Linked DNA regions of Homo sapiens: region 2 is linked to region 1. A link is an interaction called in ENCODE POLR2A ChIA-PET data of the cell type or tissue named here. Cell type or tissue: MCF 10A. All regions are shown on one strand. Links, peaks and the distances in the headings refer to the core of each region. The heading gives the core; the rest is flanking DNA. Region 1 overlaps EPHX1 (epoxide hydrolase 1). Region 2 overlaps PYCR2 (pyrroline-5-carboxylate reductase 2).

Region 1 (10,188 bases), core at 2,238-6,237:
ACTTCTGGAAAATTCTCCAGCTACTCCACAAACTAGGATCACAGGCCTTGTTCTTAGGTCGGGAGCAGGAGTTTTTGCTGCCTTTAGCATTTGGGAAGTTTGATGAATAGAGACTGAATTTGAATGTCTTTTTGGTACTTAAGAGCTGGATTAACTACTTCACATATCTGAGCTTCATTTTTAATTCTTTTTAAAACAGAAAAAGTGGCTGGGCAAGATGGCGCACACCTGTAATCCCAGCATTTTGGGAAGCTGAGGTGGGTGGATCACTTGAGCCCAGGAGTTCTGAGACCAGCCTGGGCAACAAAGTGAGACCTCGTCTCTATAAAGAATAAATTAGCTGGGAGTGGTGGAGCACACCTGTAATCCCAGCACTTTAGGAAGCTGAGGCAGGAGGATCTCTTGAGCCCAAGAGTTCAAGACCACCCTGGGCAACATAGCGAGACCCTGTCTCAAATAATTTTTAAAAAGAAAAACTACCTCTTCTTAAGATGGTTGTAGTATGGGAGATGGTGTGTTTAAGTCTTCCCACCCCAGTGTCACAGCTCAGGGCTTCTCTAGCCTTCCTCACAGCGGTTGGGGGTGCCCAGACACATCCTGAAGTCTAGGCCGTGTTCTGAGTGTCTCTGCCACGGGCCCGCCTGGCTGGCTTTAGTCCAGGAGCAGCCTGGACTGTGACTCTTGAAGGCTGTGGGAGGCTGGTGACCGGGAGCAGGAGGTCTCAGTGCATCCCTGAAGGGTCAGAGAGCCATGCCGTGAGAGGCCAGGAGCAGGCAGCCATTGGCCCTCCAGCCCTCACCAAAGGCCACCACCTCAGCTTGTCCTCTGGCAACTCAGCCTGGGAATTTGCTTTCCCTGTGGAACGAGAGACACTGGCCGCATTGAGGGGTGACTTTCCGGTCCTACAAAATTGTAGCCCTCTTTCTGCTAGAACTGGTGAGACTTGGCTAATTTCGGAGAGACTTTAGGAAAGTAAGAGAAATACATTGGTCCCAGTGCCAAGCCCCAAGGCCATCTTTCCAGGTATGGGTATATCCTGCAGTGATAAGAGAAGACTGACTCTTACCAGCTCTTTGGGGGAAATGAATATACTTTCCCACGTTCCAGTTTTTCTGGCTGTGGCAGGACCTGTTTGCTGCCAAGTTGTTCCTGTGGGGAAACAGCAGTGGGCCCAGCAAATGTAGCCACCAGGTCGGGGCACAGCCACCAGGTGGAAGAAGCAACCCTGCCCTCTTCCGGTTCCATGTGTGCCTCACTGAGGCAGGACTTCCAGACCCTACCAGGAAGGCTGCTATCCGGGTCATAGTGATACCCTGTCAGGACATCGTTGTTTTTGTCTTGTTTTTTTTTGAGACAGGGTCTGGCTCTGTTGTCCAGGCTGGAGTGCAGTGGCGCCATCTCAGCTGTCTGCAAACTCCGCCCCACCAGGCTCAAGCCATCCTCAGCCTCCCAAGTAGCTGGGATTACAGGCGTGCACCACCATGCCCAGCTAATTTTCTTTTTTTTTTTTTTTTTTTTTTGTAGAGACAAGGTTTCACTGTGTTGCCCAGGCTGGTCTTGAACTCCTGGGCTCAAGCGATCCACCTGCCTCAGCCTCCCAAAGTACTGGGATTACAGGCGTGAGCCACGGCACCCGGTCGAGATGGAACATCTTAATTTCAGAGTTGCCTTCAGGACTGTTGATTGAACCCCATAAATATTTTTAGTCTTTTGGGACTTTTAAACTCCTTTTTGAAACCTAAGCATTGCCACAAACAAACTAACCTTCACCACGACCAAACAACCCAGAACTCGGACCCTGGTCCTCGGGCTGCCCTACAGGAAGCACCCCTAGTCCTCTTGCTGCTCTGCTAGATGAGACGGCAGGCTCAGGTTCCTCCATGAGGCCCGGCTTTCAGTGCTCTCCTGTTACACACTGCAAGGAAGCTTCCAGATCGTGGAGCACATTGTTGAGGAAAAGACACCTTGGGGAGAAGGGGGAGGTGCAGAGTGTGGTTAATGGTGGGAAGGAACTCCGGTAAGTGTGTTATATGATCTGCTCCTATTATCCCCTGGAATAGGAGCCTCTCTCCACTCAAGTAGAGAATGCCAAGGACTGGCCCGGCATGGTGGCTCATGCCTGTAATCCCGGCACTTTGGGAGGCCAAAGCAGGCGGATCGCTTAACAGGAGTTTGAGACCAGCCTGGCCAACATGGCGAAACCCCTTTCCTACTAAAAATACAAAAATCAGCCGGGCATGGTGGTGGCAGGTGCCTGTAATCCCAGCTACTCAGGAGGCTGAGGCATGAGAATTGCTTGAATCTGGGAGGTCGAGGCTGCAGTGAGCTGAGATTGCACCATTGCACTCCAGCCTGGGCAATAAAGCAAGGCTCTGTCTTTAAAATTAAAAGAAAAAACAAGTTATTCTAACTTTTTTTAATTTTAAAAGATTAAAAAAAGAGAATGTCAAGGACTGAAATTGCATAGAGGGCAATGCTTTTTCTTTATAGGTGGTGAACTGGGTTCTGCTTGAGTTTTTTCTCTGGTAATTTAGAACCAATGGAAGCAACTCAACAGCTCTAATTTTAATTGGCAGAATGTGAGATGGAATGGGACCTCAAATGAAACTCCAGGCCAAGAGCTCATGAGCCCTGCAGCATGTGGGGCATCTCTCGGTCTTCTTGAGTTCTGTAACTTAAAGTTTGTGTGGCCTTTAAAGAGTGTGGAAGTAGCCGTCCCCTCTCCGAAGGTGCACAGGATTTGGCCAGCCCACCCGCGTGGCCTTCCCCTTCCCCTCTCCAGACCCTCCACAGCAGATGGGGCCACGGAGGCCTGGAGAAGTGGAGTCACTGACCTGAGGCTACATGGCTGGCAGGCAGCAGGGCCAGGCAGCAAAGCAGGCAGTGAGGGCCTAACTGCCCGCGGGCTGGCTCGGGGCTCCCTCAACCACATTGGCATCCCAGTGCCAATCCCAAATTGTTTTCTTTCTATCTCTCCAGACATGTAGATAGCATGGAGGTGGAGGGAATTCCCTCCCACACAGAGGGCGATATGCCCCAGAACAGCACTCCTGCCCCCAAGAAGGCTGTCTCCTGACACTTTTTACTGCTCTTTTACTCTCCCCCAGCTTTTTTTTTCCTGCTTGTAAACTGCATTTTTCCTTTCCCTTGGTTTCTGGCTCTAAGCTGTTTTCCCAGGGCTTGGCTCCGGCGCTTGCACAGAGATAAACACGGCCATTGGCCTGGTGCACAATCCCAGCTTGCCTGCATCCGGCCTCTTCCATCCTGAGTCTCCAGGGGTCCCTGGGGTTCAGGGACAATGGCTGAGGGAGAAGCTGGGAGTTCCCCCCAGGGTTTGCCTCCGTCACTCTTGGGCCAGCCAAGGGAGTGGGGCTGGGAGCTTCAGGATGGCTTTTGGGAAGCCCCTGGGAGCCCCAAGGCTTGGGTAGCTGCTGACAGGGAGTTCACAGCAGGAACGCTCCCAGGCTCCCATCCTGCGTCCGCTTGGCAGGCAGGCCAGGAATGGGAGGGAAGCCATCCGTTTTTCCCTTTCCACTGGATGTTCCCTTCGCCTTCCCCAGGGAGGAGTGATGAGGCTGGGGTGCTGGGGAGGGCAGTATGGGGGCAGGCTTGGGACCAGGCCTGCAGAAGCAGCAGACCCTCCAAGCCCACCTACCTCTCTGGCCTGGCATCTGAGGGGCAGGTCATGCCATAGTTTTTCCCTTACCCTCTCTGCCCCCACACTTTCCTCCCCAAAGTGGCAGACTTCCCCCAGGAGAAGCACTGGCTTTTCACGCTGCTGTGAGTCTCAGTCACTATTAGAGAAACACAGTCAGAGCCAGGCCTGCCCAACTGTCGCAGGGCTGGGTCCACCTCATGGCCTTTGTTCTGGAAAAATACTTGGGCATTCTGCCCTGCAATGCACTTAGCCAAGGCCGGGCACATGGCAAGTGCTGAGTCATGGCCGGCTAGCACTTTACTGCGATTTTAGGAGCACTTTCTTGTGGTGAGGTTCTGACTGCTTGCTTGGGTTGGGGGAGGGGAGTCTTTGGGCAGGCGGTAGACCTGCCCTTTACTTTGTGTGGCCGGATCTGAGTCTGACCCCATCTTTTTAGACCCAAAACCCTGATATTTGTAGTGCGCCTAGGATACTGGTTCTCCAGTCTTCTTTGGGGTCAGGGGGCGTTATAGTGCCTCATGCCACCTACTCAGCCCTCTTCCTGCATCTTATGGTCTGTCTCTACCAACTAGGCTAAGTAGGTTATATTTATTATTCCTCAAGGGGAATTCAGCTCTTCTTGTTCAAAAGTTCTGATTAATTTTCTATGCTCTCATTCAAAGAATTTTTAAATTCATTCATTCATTCAACAAATAATTAAGCTTCTACTAGAATGCCAGGCACTGAGAGTCCAGATGGGAGCCAAAGCAGACATGGTCAGTGGCCTACAGGAGCTTCCGTCCAGCTGTCAGTCACATAATCACCCTGACAAATGTGAGCTCGACGAAGGCTAGGACTGAGAGATCTGCCTTGCTGGGATAGGTCAGGAGAGGCTACCCAGAGGAGGGACAGTCAGTCTGAAATCTGAAAGGTGGATAGAAGTTAGGGAGGTGGGAAGGGGAGGGAATAGCTTTTCGACAGAGGGATTCGCCTTCATAAAGCCCCACAGTAAGACAGCATGGTGAGCACAAAACTGAAAGATCGGGGGGCAGCGTGAGATCCCAGCCCTAAAACTCTCACTTAGCTTTCAAGTAAACTGTTTCTCCATAATATTGATACCAGTAGCACTCTGAGGGGCTAGGGGAGTGGTGAGATCACACAGGCCTTGAAGGCCACACTAACCCAAGGACAATGGGAAGCTCTTTAAGGGTTTCGCAGGGGATGGGATATACATGATCAGATTTGCATTTCCAAAAGATCACTCTGGCCTGGCTCATGCCTGTAATCCAGCTATTTGGGAGGCTAAAGCAGGAGGATCACTTGAGCCCAGGAGTTTGAGACCAGCCTGGGCAATATAGTGAGAACCTGTCTCCATTAAAAAAAAAAAAAAAAAAAAGGTTTGTATGGTGGCTCACGCCTGTAATCCCAGCACTTTGGGAGGCGGAGGCGGGCGGATCACGAGGTCAGGAGATTGAGACCATCCTGGCCAATATGGTGAAACCCCATCTCTGCTAAAAATACAAAAAATTAGCCGGGCGTAGTGGCGGGCGCCTGTAGTCCCAGCTACTTGGGAGGCTGAGGCAGGAGAATGGCGTGAACCCGGGAGGCGGAGCTTGCAGTGAGCCGAGATTGCGCCACTGCACTCCAGCCTGGGCGACAGAGCGAGACTCCGTCTCAAAAAAAAAAAAAAAAAAAAATACAAAAATTATCTGGGCATGGTGGCATGCGCCTGTAGTCCCCGCTACTCAGGAGACTGAGGCAGGAGACTTGCTTGAACCAGGGCGGAGGTTGCAGTGAGCCGAGATCGTGCCACTGCACTCCAGCCTGGGGACAGAGAGAGACTCCATCTAAAAAAAAAAAAAATGTTTTAAAAAGATTGCTGTGGCTTCAGAGTGGCCATTGTGTTGGAAGGGGTAGAGCAGATGTGAGTGGACCGGGCAGGGTAGTAGTCCAGGGGAGAGCCACAGGAACCTGGGCTGGGTTGGAGATGGATTTGAGATGTACTTTGGAAGTTCAGCTGCCAGAACTTACTGATATCTGTGGCGGAGTGAAGGAGAGGGGTTTCAAGGACGTTGCCTGGGTTTTTGGCTTGGCAGTAGCAGGGCGGGTAATGTCAGTTACTGAGGGAGGGAACACCAAGAGAAGACAAAGTTTAGGGGGACAGGATCACAGTGCGATTTCAGATGCACTGGAGAAAATTTTGACACAAGGTACTGTCTGGGCCCCAGGTGGCTCTGCTCTAATACATTTATAACTCTTTGTCCGCACTTAATCACTCTGTCATACTTAGCTGCCAGGGGGCCAAGAAATGTCAAGTGTTTGGCTGGTCTTCTCCAACTAAAATTAAAAATCCTTTGCTAAGGAAGAAGGAGAGAACATTGCTAGCAGTCTGCCTCAACATCCCAATCTGATGGCGTATTTGCCGCAGCCACCAGCTCATCAAGGACAGCTGCGGTGAACCTTTGAGTTCTGAGTAATCTCCTGTCTGGGCCACCTTTCTTCACTCAACCACAAAATCCTCACATTCCCAAGTATATTTTCTTTCTTTCTTTTTTTTGTTTTTTTGAGACAGAGTCTTGCTGTGTTCCCCAGGCTGGAGTGCAGTGGTGTGATCTTGGCTCACTGCAACCTCCGCCTCCTGGGTTCAAGCAATTCTCCCTGCCTCAGCCTCCTGAGTAGCTGGGATTACAGGCATGCCCGGCTAATTTTTGTATTTTTAGTAGAGACGGAGTTTCACCATGTTGGCCAGGCTGGTCTTGAACTCCTGACCTCAGGTGATCTGCCCACCTTGGCCTCCAAAGTGCTGGGATTACAAGCATGAGCCACCACGCCTGTCCCCAAGTATATTTTCTTAGCTCACTCTTTTCAGCATGTAATTTACAGAAGGGTAATCTGAATTGTAAACACGATTTCTAAGTTAAAACTCCTGGGTCAGCTCGTGATGAAGTAGCAATTTATAAAAGAGATAGTATAGTAATAAATGAGACAACTACACTCGGAAATGTGGAATCATCAACTCTTATGCGAAAATAGCCTATGAGACTCTTGTGTTTTTTCATTCATGCCATGCGCTTCCTCACTTCCATCCCATTCCATTCCACATGCTCTTCTTTCTGCCTGGATTATTCCCATTCCACCATTATTTTTCTCCTGGTAAACTCCTATTCATACTTAAAAACCCTGCTCAATGACCCCTTCTCTGTGAAAACTTTGTGGCAAAACCTAACCACTTCTGCTTGTGCACACTTCTCTTCCATCTGTGTGCATATAGTATGTGTCTATAACTGGAAGGGTGTTTATCTGTTATCCGTTTGTCTGCCCTGCTAAAGTGTGAGCTCCTACAGTTACAGGGTTGTGTGTTAGTCCTGGTGCCTGCACAGTACCCAGCCAGTAGTTACACTCAGTGTTGCTGAACCAACCTCTGGTCCAAAAACATGTTTATACTTGCTTTTCCAAGGCGCCAATCCAAATCTCTTATTTACTTTAAAAAACAAATAACTTCTTGGCACTTTAAAAACCACATTCAAATAACAGAAAAAGAGTTCATTTGAACTTTAAGTATCAATCTTAAAATGAATTGTATGTTTTAAAACTTGACTTAGTGACATCACTTAAGAGAATTTTTAAAAAGCAAACTTTTATTTTTACCCCAGTGTAACAAATATTAAGTTCCATTAAATTATTAAACTGATCTACCTTTTCTTTTTTTTTTGAGATGGAGTCTTGCTCTGTTGCCCAGGCTGGAGTCTAGTGGGGCAATCTCGGCTCACTGCAACCTCCGCCTACCCAGGTTCAAGCGATTCTTCTGCCTCAGCCTCCCGAGTAGCTGGGACTACAAGTGCACACTACCACACCCAGCTAATTTTTGTGTTTTTAGTAGAGACGGGGTTTCACCATGTTGGCCAGGCTGGTCACGAACTCCTGACCTAAAGTGATCTGCTCGCCTTGGCCTCCCAAAGTGCTGGGATTACAGGTGTGAGCCACCATACCCAGCCTGTTTTTCATTTTTTGGTTCTTTTTTTTTTTTTTTTTTTTTTTTGAGACAGGTTCTTCCTCTCAGGCTGGAGTGCAGTGATCATAGCTCACTGCAGCCTCAACCACCTGGGCTCAAGCAATCTTCCCACTTCAGCCTCCCGAGTAGCTGGGACCTCAGGCATGCACCACCATGCCTGGCTAATTTTTTTTTATTATTTGTGGAGATGGGGTTTTGCCATGTTGCCCAGGCTGGTCTCAAACTCCTGGGCTCAAGTAATCTACCTGCGTTGGCCTCCCAAAGTGCTGGGATTACAGGTGATTTACCTTTTAACTGTGCCAAAGAACAAAGCACCTACTTTATTTGCTCTCCTGTATTTAAAATGGTCCTTTATACCTCAGATCCAGAAAGATAAACACAAGTAAACTAACAAGTACTCTACTTGTATCATTTGTTGTTTTCTAACAGTTTACATTTAGTCCATCTTTGAAGGGTAAAGACCATTGATTGCTCATCTAACTTCTTCACCTTGAACTTAGTGAGATTTTCTTCCACCTTTCACAAATGCATGCCCAAAATTTGACTTCAGTGTAGAATTGGAATTAAAATGTATGCAATCCCATTTCTTACAGTAGGAGCCAAATGTTCATCAAGTTCCCCTCTGAGCTCAGTATCTTGTAGCTAAATGACCACTATCTTCCAGTCACGTTTTTAAAAAAAATCATGCTGGTTTGCAACAAAAATTGTATTTTCTTTACTAGGCAAGTGAACCATTTTGTTGGGAAGAGTACCTTGGCTTCGAGAAAAAAATGATTTCATTCTGAAAGGCTTCCCCTCCAACCCCCTCCTGCACAAACTCTCAGCCCAGTAACTTGTCAGTATTCTGGAAAAGTGCATTACAAAACAAAAACTCGAATCAGATAAAATATATCTCTGGAACTTTTGAGGCAGATCAATGAAGCTCTGATTTCAGGTGCTAGCAAAATAAAGCAGGCACTCTCATTTTGTATTGTTTTACTTCTCAGTTTTTCATGGTGTCTCCTAAACTTTGATGTTTTGAAGAAGTTCTAATGTTTGCTACATCAGCAGGAGCTGACCACAGGGAAGAGATAAATATAGCTCTCCTTGGAAAGGTGAAGGCTTAGCCACCAGAATTCTGCCCCTTGATGCTGAGAATGCACCTTCTCCGAACAGATGGAAAAGAGGGGTGGAGATTACCCCAGGGACATATCTTGCAAAATGCTGATACCCGAAGATGTACATAGCCTTGTGCTTTGGTCATCCTCCCAAATCATGTCCTTGGTGAAGGCACATGGAGAGGAGAGCAGATGCTGCCAGACCACGGTGCCTGACGCCATGCACTCCCTCACGTCCAGCCTGTTTATGTGCACACGGCTGCAGCGGGACCTTGGGGTGTGGGCTAAATAACAAGAACAGGGGCTCCTCTGGGGTCTGTTACAAGGCAGAGATGCTCCACGGTAATTAGGGATTTAGGGGAAGAGGAAGGAACACACATGTTGATAATAAGTAGTTCAACATTATTATCCCCATTTTACAGATGCAGCTACTGAGCTTAGAGAGGTTTCATAACTTGCCCAGAGCCCCTCAACTAGTAAACAGTGGAGCCGAGATTTGAACGACCCAAAGAGGAAAGCAAACAAGCAGCCCCTTTATTACTTTTTTTTTTTTTTAAGATGAGGGTCTTGCTATGTTGCCCAGGCTGATATTGAATTCCTGGCCACAAGTGATTCACCACCTTGGCCCCACGAAGTACTGGGATTACAGTCATGAGCTACCACACTGGGCCAAAGCCCTCGTATTGTAACCTCCAAGATGTTTTCATTTCTAAAGTCAAAGGTTGTCAGAGTTGCTGTTTTGCAGGGAGCCATGGGATGGGGAGTCTCCGGGAAACCCAGGCTGGCTCCTTAAATGGCATCACCCAAGTTGGCCATCAAGCTTCCCCAGACTCAGTCACTCGGCCCCCTCTTTCCCTGGCTGTAGAGCAGGGGTTTGGACTCGAGGCTGCTGAGTTCCTCTCCAGCTTCCATGCCCAGTGGCAGTGACTTATCAACTGGCCCACCCGGTGGATGTAGGGGTGATGCAGCCCTGCTCTGTCCTCTTGAGTGCTGGGTGGCCATGAGAGAGGGAGGCCATGAGAGGGAGGGGAGGGTTCTCATCTGCTTAGTGCCACCCCCTCCCCAGCCCACCCCAGGTCCTCTGCCGCCTTGGGTTCCTGCGTGAGCAGTCCTTCTCACTCTGGGCGATGTTCGCTTTCACCAGCCCAACCCCAAGAAGTCCACCCTGGGGAGGACAGAGGGAGTCTCCACGGCTCCACACCCCCATGCTTTGTCGGAGATCTGGCCAGGCAGAGTGGTGCCCTCTTGACTGAGCCTCGAGCCTTTGCTTTCCCCTTACTCCACATAAAGCCGCAGCCCTGGCGAGGGAGCCCAGAGGCCTGAGGACAGCCTGCTGGGTGCCTGGCACTCTCTAGATCCTCCCTGCCTGGGCGGTGGGCATCTGCAATTCTCCCTGTCTCGAACTGCAGCAGAATGTGTGGGCAGGGTTAGGCAGATAGAGA
Region 2 (10,188 bases), core at 5,336-9,335, 100 kb after region 1:
GGTGGGAGATGAGGGTCTGTCACATTCAGAGAGGCAGAAAAGACAAGGAGAAGGCATTTCTGGTGGAGAAAATGAGGTGACTAGTAACAGTGGGTTGTACAGTTAAGCACAGGTCTGGTTTTCAGATAGAAAAAGCATTTTGAGGAGTCAAGGGTAATAAGGTTGGAAACAGAACTCAATAAATGCTAGTTTCCTCTCTATTTCCCTTAATTTAAAAAGGCAGATGATCAATTAGGTTTGGGAACCAGGTCTGGAGCCAGCGGTGCCCTGGGGAACAAGGACCCTGAACCCTCCCAGAGTGGAGCCTGACCCACTTCCGGTGCTGGGTCCTGTCTTTCCAGTTAACCTCTCCAGGCCTCAGTTTCCCTAACAGTTATAATCAACACCACAGCAACCTCTGGTTATTAGCGCTGTCCTGCCAGACACCAAGCCCAGCCTTTATCTCATTGAATCCTCATCTCAGCCCATGAGGTGGGGATCCTTCTCACCCTCACTTGACAGATAAGTTCTTGGAGGTTGAATAACTCACCCAAGGTCACCTGTCGTTAAAGTGACTGACTCTCTAGGCCTCGTCTTGAGCAAGATGGGTGTATTTCGATTCAGATGGCCCACGTCAGGCTGGACACGCGGGCCCCTGGTGAGGCCTGAGTCCCTGGCCGGGGAGCTCCGCTAAGCTGCCCGACCTCCCATGTGCAGAGGGCGCTGCTGGGGCCACAGGCGAGGCTGCGTGGGGAAGCGGAGCGTGGATTCCAGCGCTTTCCCCTAGATCCAACTCTGAGCTGCTTTGCTATGTGAACTCAGGAAATGACCTGCCACAACTAGCAGGTGGGCACCCAGCCGGGGCTGGGGTTTGCACCCGGTTTCTCTCCAACCAGGCCGGGGCTGGCGGCCTGGGGAGTTCGGCTGTGGCGCCTGGCGCCCTCTGGCGGCGCGGGGAGGTCCTCCTCGGCCGCGGGCGGCCGGGACCGCTTGGAGCCGCGAAGGGACGTTTTTTAGGAACCACTAGCCAGGCGCGGGGGCTCACGCCTGTAATCCCAGCACTTTGGGAGGCCTAGGCGGGCGGATCACGAGGTCAAGAGATAGAGACCATCTTGGCCAAAATGGTGAAACCCCGTCTTTACTAAAAATACAATGCTGTCCTCAAGGGTCTTCTTAGGAACTCTTCTGTGAGCTGAGTGGGGAAAACGGGAAAGAAGACTCGAGTCTGGAGGCTGAGATTTTGACACCGGCTTCCCCAGTCATCTTGGATGGGTGCCTTGAGTTCTTCCTATGGGGGACGGGAATGGCGATGGGGACAGGGATGGGGATGCCCCCTCCCTACGTGCCTCCAGATCGCCGTGGGACTCCTGCTGGATGCGACGAGTGACAGCCCCTTGTCAGCCCAGAAGCGCTACTATAGAGCAAAGACTTGTGTTCATGAGAAAATAACTGACAGTCCAGGATGCCAAGGACCAATGGCCCAGGAAGGAGCTGGGGAGAGAAGAGGCAGCCCCGGAGATGGGGCGTGAGCAAGACAGCGGGGCACTGGGGAAGGCCGTGGGGTTCAGCAGAAAGATACACTGTTTAGGGCAAAGGGAGCATTATGCGGGGATCCGGGCAATGGCATAACTTTATAAATGCTCATTTCTTGTTCCTTTCCCTTAATTCAAAGAGCAGATAGTAATGATGGTTATATTTGTTTCTACAAAACAAAAAAATTAAAATATTTGCTTCTCTGAGTGGGTTTCCCAGTGACTCAGGCAAGGTCCCCACACCACTGCAGGCTATATGGAGGCCAGTCCCCATCCCCCCCTGTTTTTTGGGCCTTCTTCCCAGGCACCTATCCAGGGATCCCCACAGCATCACCCTCTGCCTACATCTCCACCTTCTCACCTAGCCTAGTTTTGGGGGATCATTCCTTGTTTTCCAGCCAGAGGACCCCTCAGTGAGAGCAGTGAGGGCAGCAGTGCCTGCACATGGAAGGTCAGGTCAGTGCACTGTAAAACGGGTCTTGGTTTTAGACATACCTGGATTGGCACCCAGGCCTTTCCCCTCACTGGCTGTGCTCCCAACTTGTCCAAGCCTGAGTTTTCCAAATAACTACATCATAATTATTAAAGATTAAATGAGATCATGGGCCTTGCATGCGTAAAACCAGATCTGGTGCATAAAAAGAAGACACGTGTTTGTTTTTAAAGCTTCTACGCCTCAAGTCATATATGTGAAGTTGCTTGACAAGGAGCATTGGCTGGGCTTCCCATCTTAGGAAAGAGGAAAGCTTGCAGTGTGTGGGATTGTAGAAGGGGGAGGGATTGTGTCAAAGCAACATGGTCACCTGCCCAGGGGCCTCCCGGCTGCACAGTGACCCAGGTTACCCAAAGGCTTTGCCCAAAGCAACTGACCACCCTGAGAGAAGGATGAGCAAGTATTATCTATTTCCCATTTTAATGAAATAATAAGTTGAAACCAAAGCAGACTAATGACTTACCTGAAGTCACCTGAGCAGTGAGGATTAGAACTCAGGCCTTTGCTCTTACTGTTACCAGAAGTTCATTAACTACACTGGCAGAAGGAAAGCAATCTTTATTGTAATTTAATTGAAAAGATACTACACATGAAATTCTAATTTCATATTCACATATCTTAGAATTCAGGGTGGAGCAGTAACTGAGAGGTACATACCCCCACTGGTTTCTTTTTGTTTTGTTTTGTTTTTTTGAGATGCAGTCTTGCTCGGTCGTCTGGGCCAGAGTGCAGTGGAGCGATCTCGGCTCACTGCGACCTCAGCCTCCCGGGTTCAAGTGATTCTCCTGCCTCAGCCTCCTGAATAGCTGGGATTACAGGCACCTACCACCACACTGGGCTAACTTTTGTATTTTTAGTAGAGACGGGGTTTCACCATGTTGGCCAGGCTGATCTCAAACTCCTGACCTCAAGTGATCCATCTGTCTCAGCCTCCCAAAGTGCTGGGATTATAGGCGTGAGCCACCACGCCGGACCCCACACTGGTTTCTCAGCCTCTCGTGGTCGCTCAATATCAAAGTACCTCAATTGACAAGTCTCTGATGTCCAGCCAAACCTCACATGCTCTGCTGCAGCCCACCAGCATGTGTTTTCAGTCACTTATTTTCAAGGAGGACAGAACATTTATCCACATAATCCTTCCTAAAATGGAAAACTGTTATAAATTTGATAACCATCCCAATCCCTTTTTACTTGAATATTCCTGAGGTACTTCCCTGTTACCTGAAGAAGCCTAAAGCTGTAAGAATTGGGAGGATGCCTCTGAAGTATCCATGTACTGAACAGGCTCTTGGGCAACACACGGGGGGAGGAGCAGGCACACTCATAGAGCACCCATGAGGCAAAGTGGCCAGGACAGAAACGTACTAGGCTTCCCCACATCCCAGCCAATCGGGCACAAGCACAGCCCTTCAGTGCTCAATCAACACCTGCTGATTGAATAAAAGAAAGTCAAAAACAAACCAGGGCCAGGCGCAGTGGCTCATGCCTGTAATCCCAGCACTTTGGGAGGCCAAGGCAGGCAGATCACCAGGTCAGGAGTTTGAGACCAGCCTGGCCAACATGGGGAAGCCCCGTCTCTACTAAAAATACCAAAAAAATTAGAGAATTGCTTGATCCAGGGAGGTGGAGGTTGCAGTGAGCAGAGATCTACACTGCACTCCAGCCTGAGCTCCGTGTCAAAAAATAATAAATAAGTAAATAAATAAACAAAAAAATAAATACTTTAAAAAACCAAACCAGGAATGACCAGGTCCAAGGACAGTCTAGGAGTTGCACAGAGTTTTCACCCCAATACACCAGAGACCTCGTTGGGCACTCAGGCAACAGCCCAACCTGACATTCAAGCAGAAGAGCTGTCATTCATTCAAGCATTTGTTCAGCTGTGTTTATTGGGTACCATGCACTAGGATTGGGAAGATGGCCTGCAGCCCAGCTCTCATGCTAAGTGTTCCTGCAGGAGTGTCCAAGACACAGCTCGAGGCCAAAGTAGGGCACACAGGACGTGCTCCCACCTTGACTGACCACGTGGGGCCACGCATCCTGCTTCAGTACCGCATGGCCAGGGCAGCCTGGCCCCTCTAAAGGCTGTCCAAATGCATTTTGTAACTAAGCAATCCCCTTATGTGATTCCTAAATCAATACTATACAAAGAGGTTTGTAATGAAAGGTCTCCCTCCTGCCCTGCCCCTATCTGCCACATTCCCACTGCCCCCCACAACCAGGTACTGTTTTAGTGGTTTCTGGTATATCCTTCTAGAATTTCTTTATCCAATTTTGTATTTTCCCCCTTTCTTACATAAAGGTAGTATACTACCCACACTGGCTTGGACCTTGAAAAGCGGGGTATTTCATTTTCAAAATGCTATGGACTTCATATAATCACAATATCCACTTCTGTGTTCCATCTAGTTTATTGGTAAAAGTGAATACAAGTCAAGGCTTTACAAGTATTTTGCTCAGATGTGCAGAAAGGACTAGCTCTCCTGCTTGAAACAGTGAAGGAAAGCGCAGCCAGCCCCTTGGGCTGAGGCTGACTCTCGGTGTTTCTTTGGAGAGCGTTGCTTAGTAACAGTTGCAGGGGACACGCACAGACAGGGGGATGAAAGAAGGATGCAGGAGATGAGGGAGGGTGCATTTGTTTTCTAGCATGCCCCACGAGTGGGAGCAGTGGGAAAAATCTTTAGATCTTTTAACCACCAAAATCATGCCGGCTTACTGCAATCAACAATCTAAAGTAAAATAAAGAAATCAAGAAATTAAGTGAAAAGTCAATCTCAATCCTACTTCCCCGAAGTAATGATCATTAATAGTTGGGGCAATAGTTTGCCCCATTTTATAGGAGAGTAACATGGAGGCAATAGGTAAGGAAGCGTTTTTCTGGGGTCCTAAGAGACACCCACTGGGAAATCGGGATTGGGGGGTACTTAAGGCTATGCTGCTCAGGGGTCCTGAGAAGAGGGCAGTGCAGGGAGCTGGGAACAGGGAGAGGGGGCTGGTTCCTGTGCGCAAGTGGCATCTGTTGCCTATTATCAGGAGCAGAAATCCTAGCACTTCTGCTCACTGAGTCTCGTAACTGGAGTTGCCAGGGGCAACAGCACAGTCAAGCCCGGGCTACTCCACTTTACTCATACTAGAAAAGAGCAGCGAACACAGCTTCAGTGGTGGGTGTTGGTCCCCATGGCCAGCAGGTCCCTCCCAGCGGTAACCCAGGGCCATGGGCCTGCACACACCTCTCTGTGCTGCAGCAGAAGGACCTTGCCCCTCCCCAGTGGGAACAGATATAGTGGTGGGCTTGGCCAGGTGCCATGTGATGCACACTTAAGCAGACTAAAGGAATATACATCAAGTCTAAACAGGAAAGACGCGCCCATGCAAAGTGACAAGTCCACCACAGGCTTGAGAACACTTTAGCTCTTTGTGAGGAATGTTCCAGGCCCATTCTCATGTGGCCTTTCAGAGGGGGCAGAAAGGCTGAGGCTGTCTTTCCCAACAGCACGCTCCCCTACTTTCAGTCCACTCCAGGCTGCCTTCTCTCGCTTCCCGTATTTGTCACATTGCGGTGTCCACATCTGTTCTCAGCCCTTGTACAACTCTGAACAAGGACAGTCTTTTGTTGTTCAGACAGGGTCTCGCTCTGTGGGCCAGGCTGCAGTGCAGTGATGCCATCTTGGCTCACTGCGACCTCCGCCTCAAGGACTCAAGCGATCCTCCTACCTCTACCCCGAGTAGCTGGAACCACAGGCATGCACCACAACACCTGGCTAATTTTTGCATTTTTTTTTTTTTTGTAGAGACGGGGTTTCACCATGTTGCCCAGGCTGGTCTCAAACTCCTGGGCTCAAGTGACCTGCCTGCCTTGGCCTCCCAAAGTGCTGGGATGACAGGCGTGAGCCATCGCGCTGGGCCAGGACAGTCTGACTGCCTAGGGCACACCCAGGCCTCACAGGGCACTGAGAGGAGCATTCAGCAAATCCTTAGTGAAAAGGCTGCGCTAACCCTCAATGCCAGCTCTTGCAGGGGTATCTGGTTGCTTTCCTGGTGGCTTGGACACCTGATGGGCCTAGAATGCAAGCTCTAGTGCCTCTGTCTGGGGCCTGACACACTGGGGGCTCTCTTGACCACCTCGGGGAGTTGCCAGCCCTCACTGACTGCCGGCAGCTCTGGCCCCAAGGCTCATCAGCCCTGTGAGAAGGTGGGAAGCTGGGAGGCGGAAGTCCTGGGTACTTCCTGGCCTCCCCAGACAGGCCTGAGGTCTTGGGGAGAGATGACTGGAAATTTTCTCCAAGGAATGGCCCTCTCCTCCTCTCCCTGAAGCAGGACCAGGGCCTCAACCACCCTCATTCCCATCTGGCCCTGATCATACCTGACTGAAGTTCAGAAGGTAAGGGCAGCAGTGCTCGGCAGGTGAGGACACATCTTAGCCAGGGTGACCCCGTGCACCAAGACATAAGATGGGGCCTGGCAGTCAGTAGGTCCTCAGTAAATGTATGTTGGTATATTTAGGCCTGGAAAAAGGGGTGGTCTTGCAGGGGATGGAGGAGAGGAAAATGCAGGCAACAATCTCTTGTCATCTAGGATGACTTGCCAGCAGGCCTAGCACAGAGAGGATAGGATTTGGTATCAGATAACAGATTTGAATCCTGGCACCACTTCCTAGCTAATTAAAACTTGGGCAGCTTATTTCATTTTTAAAAACATTATCGTGTATGATTTACATGCCATAAAATTCACCCACTTTTAAGTGTACAATTCAATGACCATATGTATGGAGCTGTGCAAACCATCACCGTGATCTTATTTTACATCATTGCCATGGCTCCAACAGAAACTCTGCGCTCTTCCCATTGCCACCACAGTCCCTGGCAACTTCTATTTCTGTCTGTATAGATTTGCATTTTTTGGACATTTCATATAAATGGAATCATGTAATACATGGCCTTTTGTGACTGGCTTCTTTTACTTGGCATGTCTTACAGGTTCATGTGTCTGTACTCGCATCTCTTTTACTGCTGAGTATTCCATTGTGTGGGTGTAACATATTTACCCATTCACCAGCTGATGACCAATTGGGTTGTTTCTACCTTGGGGCTACTTAATAACACTGTCATGAACATTCATACGCAAGTCTTTCTCTTCACTGTATAACTTGGAGCGAAATTGCTGAGTCATTTGTTAACTCTTTTTTTTAGAGGTAGGCTCTTGCTATGTTGCCCAGGCTGGATTTGAACTTCTGGGCTCAGGCCATCTTCCCTTCTCAGCCTCCCGAGTAGTTGGGACTACAGGCGTGCACCACCACACCCAGCTTGTTTAATCTCTTAAGGAAGTGCCAGACTGTTTCCCAAAGTGGCTGCATCATTATACATCCCCACCAGCAATGCACAAGGGTTCCAATTTCTCCACGTGCTTGCCAACATTTGCTATTTTTTTTAAAACCAAGAACAGTCATATTTGTGGGTGTGAAGTGGTATCTCATTGGGCTTTGATTTGCATTTCCCTAATAACTATTTTAAGGCTGAGCATCTTTTGACGTGCTTCTTCACCATTTGTTTATCTTTTTTGGTGAAATGTCTGTTCAAATCTTTTTGGGCAACTTGGATTTAACCTCTTTGAGCCTCACTTTTCTGGGGAAAAAAAAAAATATACCCAGCTCCTAAGGCCATGAGAGTATGTGTGAAGTGTCTGCAAAGGGCCGGCCACATACTGGGGACTTTAAATGAGTTTTTAGTATTGCACTTGCTGTGTTGGCCCAGAAGAATGACTTCCCATGTGCTCTCAGGTTTGGAGTTAGAGCTGGGGCTGCCCTGACTCAGTGGAATGGAACAAGGCTCCACTCTCTTCTCAGCAGGAGGGTGAAGGAAGAACACCATTTACACGAAGGGGCCATGGTGTTCCAGATGTTCTGTTGAGCACTGCCACATGGTCTCATTTAACACCCTGATGAAACATGGGCTCCATATTTATAAGGGATGAAACCCTGAGATCAGAGAAATTGGTAACTTCTCCCGGGCTGTGAGAAATTTGGTAACTTCTCCCGGGCTGTGGAGTAGAAAGCAGGGGAATCTAAGATTTGAACCCAGAGCTGATGCTGATGCCAATGCCCATACCTTTTTTCTTTTTTTTTTTTTTTTGAGATGGAGTCTTGCTCTTTTGCCAGGGTGGACTACGGTGGCACGATCTTGGCTCACTGCAATCTCCGCCTCCCAGGTTTAAGCAATTCTCCTGCCTCAGCCTCCCGAGTAGCTGGGATTACAGGTATACACCACCATGCCTGGCTAATTTTTGTATTTTTAGTAGAGACAGGGTTTCACCATGTTGGCCAGGATGGTCTAGATCTCTCTGCCTCATGATCTGCCCACCTCGGCCTCCGAAAGTGCTGGGATTACAGGCATGAGCCACTGCGCCCGGCCTCGCATGCCTTTTCAAACAGCCCTGCTGCACAGGCAGGCAGCTCGTAGGAACAAGTACCAGGCACACACCGGCCTGCCTAGAGAAACACTGGATGTCTGGCTATGTGGATGGCATGCCCAGCTATTTCTGGGAGGCTGCAGAATTGATAGCTAAGAACACAGACAGCCCCACCACTGACCGGCAGCACAAATGGGGTAAGTTGCTTATCCCTCTAGGCCTCCAGATGGTTTTTTTTTTTTTTTTTTTGAGACGGAGTCTCACTCTGTTGCCCAGGTTGGAGTACAGTGGCGTGATCTCGGCTCACTGCAAGCTCCGCCTCCTGGGTTCACGCCATTCTCCTGCCTCAGCCTCCCGAGTAGCTGGGACTACAGGTGCCCACCACCACGCCCGGCTAATTTTTTTTTTTTAATTTTTAGTAGAGACGGGGTTTCACCATGTTAGCCAGGATGGTCTCGATCTCCTGACCTCATGATCCGCCTGGCTCGGCCTCCCAAAGTGCTGGGATTACAGGCGTGAGCCACTGCGCCTGGCTGGCCTCGACATCTATACGGTGAGAAAAGAACAGTTCTTCCTTCAGAGGGCAGCTGTGAGGATCAAATGCTCAGCACAGTGCCTGCCCCACATCAAAGCAGACGGCTTTCCCCTTTATTCTGGGCTGCTGACCCACAACCCATGCAGCCCACTTGGCTCTTCCCTGCCATTAGCTTTGGCTCATTCTAGAACAACACCTTGATCCAGACCAAGGGCCTGGCCCCTTATTCCTCTCATCCCTACTTCTAGCCCTTGGACAGTGCTCTCGCAGAGAAGCAGGGAGGACCTCACAAGGGCATCAAGTTCTCCAGGATGATTATTTAAGATTAAGCCTAACAAAAGCAAGATATTTAAAAATAAACTTTATTAAAGCAGTTAAACTTAGCATTAAATAACACTCTTTAAATGGTACACCTATGAAGCAAGAGTTAAATATAAACCCAGTCTAATCCTGTACACTTGTGATTAATTGTGACAATCTTAAGTTGCTCACTTCTTTCCCATTTACCAATTCAGAGAAAGCCCGTTTCCTGTTTTCTCCTCACCACTTTGCCTTGGCATCACACCAACCCTGCCTCGGGCTTCAGCTGCAGATCCTCCCCAGCCCCTCCTCCCAGCTGGGCTGACTCCAGTCCCAGCCCCAGTCTCCACCAACTGAGCAGCGTACGCAGGGTTGTGTCTGGCTTCCAGCATCTACCACCCCTTCAGAGCAACTTCCAACATGGGACAGGAGAGGAAGCTCGCATTGCTTGGTCTGAACAGATTTAAGGAGGTTTTATCACAAGGACCTGAAAACTTCCTAAGCATGCTTTCTCCTTGCACAGCTGAGGAGGGGCAATGGTGGGAGCGGGGCAGGGGGGTGGCAGGGGCGGCAGGGGCTCTCAACTAAGGGCTCTGAATCACAGAGGGGACAGATGCTGCCTTAGTCCTTCTTGCCTCCCAGGGCCAGGCTTCTTGTGAGGAGCTTCCCTGGGCTGGAGGGGGTCAGTGTGGAGACTGTGGGGGATTCCAGCTTCACTCTGTCTAAGAGGGTCTTCTTAAGGGCAGCTGGGGAGATCTTTTCTTGGTCGGCCATGGACTGTAGCTCTCTGCAGACAAAACCCCAGAAGGATTAAAGGAAGGCAATAAACCCTGGGGCCAGAGCTTTGAGTCTCCACTATCCACACAACCCTCAAGCTTGTTGATGTGACACCACCAAAAATTAGAGCCCCAAGACAAACGCTTCCCAACTAGTACTTCCCAACT

The links. Peaks named below come from ENCODE experiments on the same cell type or tissue, not always from the same donor. Only the 100,000 strongest peaks of a DNase experiment are listed, where the experiment ranks them.
Region 2: POLR2A ChIA-PET joins it to region 1 with 6 read pairs; 11 of 35 experiments call an interaction of 5 or more read pairs at or near these places.

The regions. Positions count from the first base shown.
Region 1 is chr1:225,813,914-225,824,101 of GRCh38, forward strand. All of the region lies in intron 1 of EPHX1 (epoxide hydrolase 1), which reads left to right. Among named protein-coding and RNA genes, the nearest start is that of EPHX1, 8.9 kb to the left of the region's middle. RefSeq lists enhancers at 3,064-3,891, 3,892-4,718. In MCF 10A, for the core only: no CTCF peak of the experiment used is centred there; a DNase peak (open chromatin) is centred at 3,928.
Region 2 is chr1:225,910,590-225,920,777 of GRCh38, forward strand. It overlaps PYCR2 (pyrroline-5-carboxylate reductase 2), which reads right to left. Exons shown (of 7, transcript NM_013328.4): 7 at 9,289-10,031. The coding sequence ends at 9,866. Among named protein-coding and RNA genes, the nearest start is that of MIR6741, 6.5 kb to the right of the region's middle. RefSeq lists enhancers at 576-635, 646-695, 4,705-5,649, 5,650-6,592 and a silencer at 836-1,025. In MCF 10A, for the core only: no CTCF peak of the experiment used is centred there; a DNase peak (open chromatin) is centred at 7,072.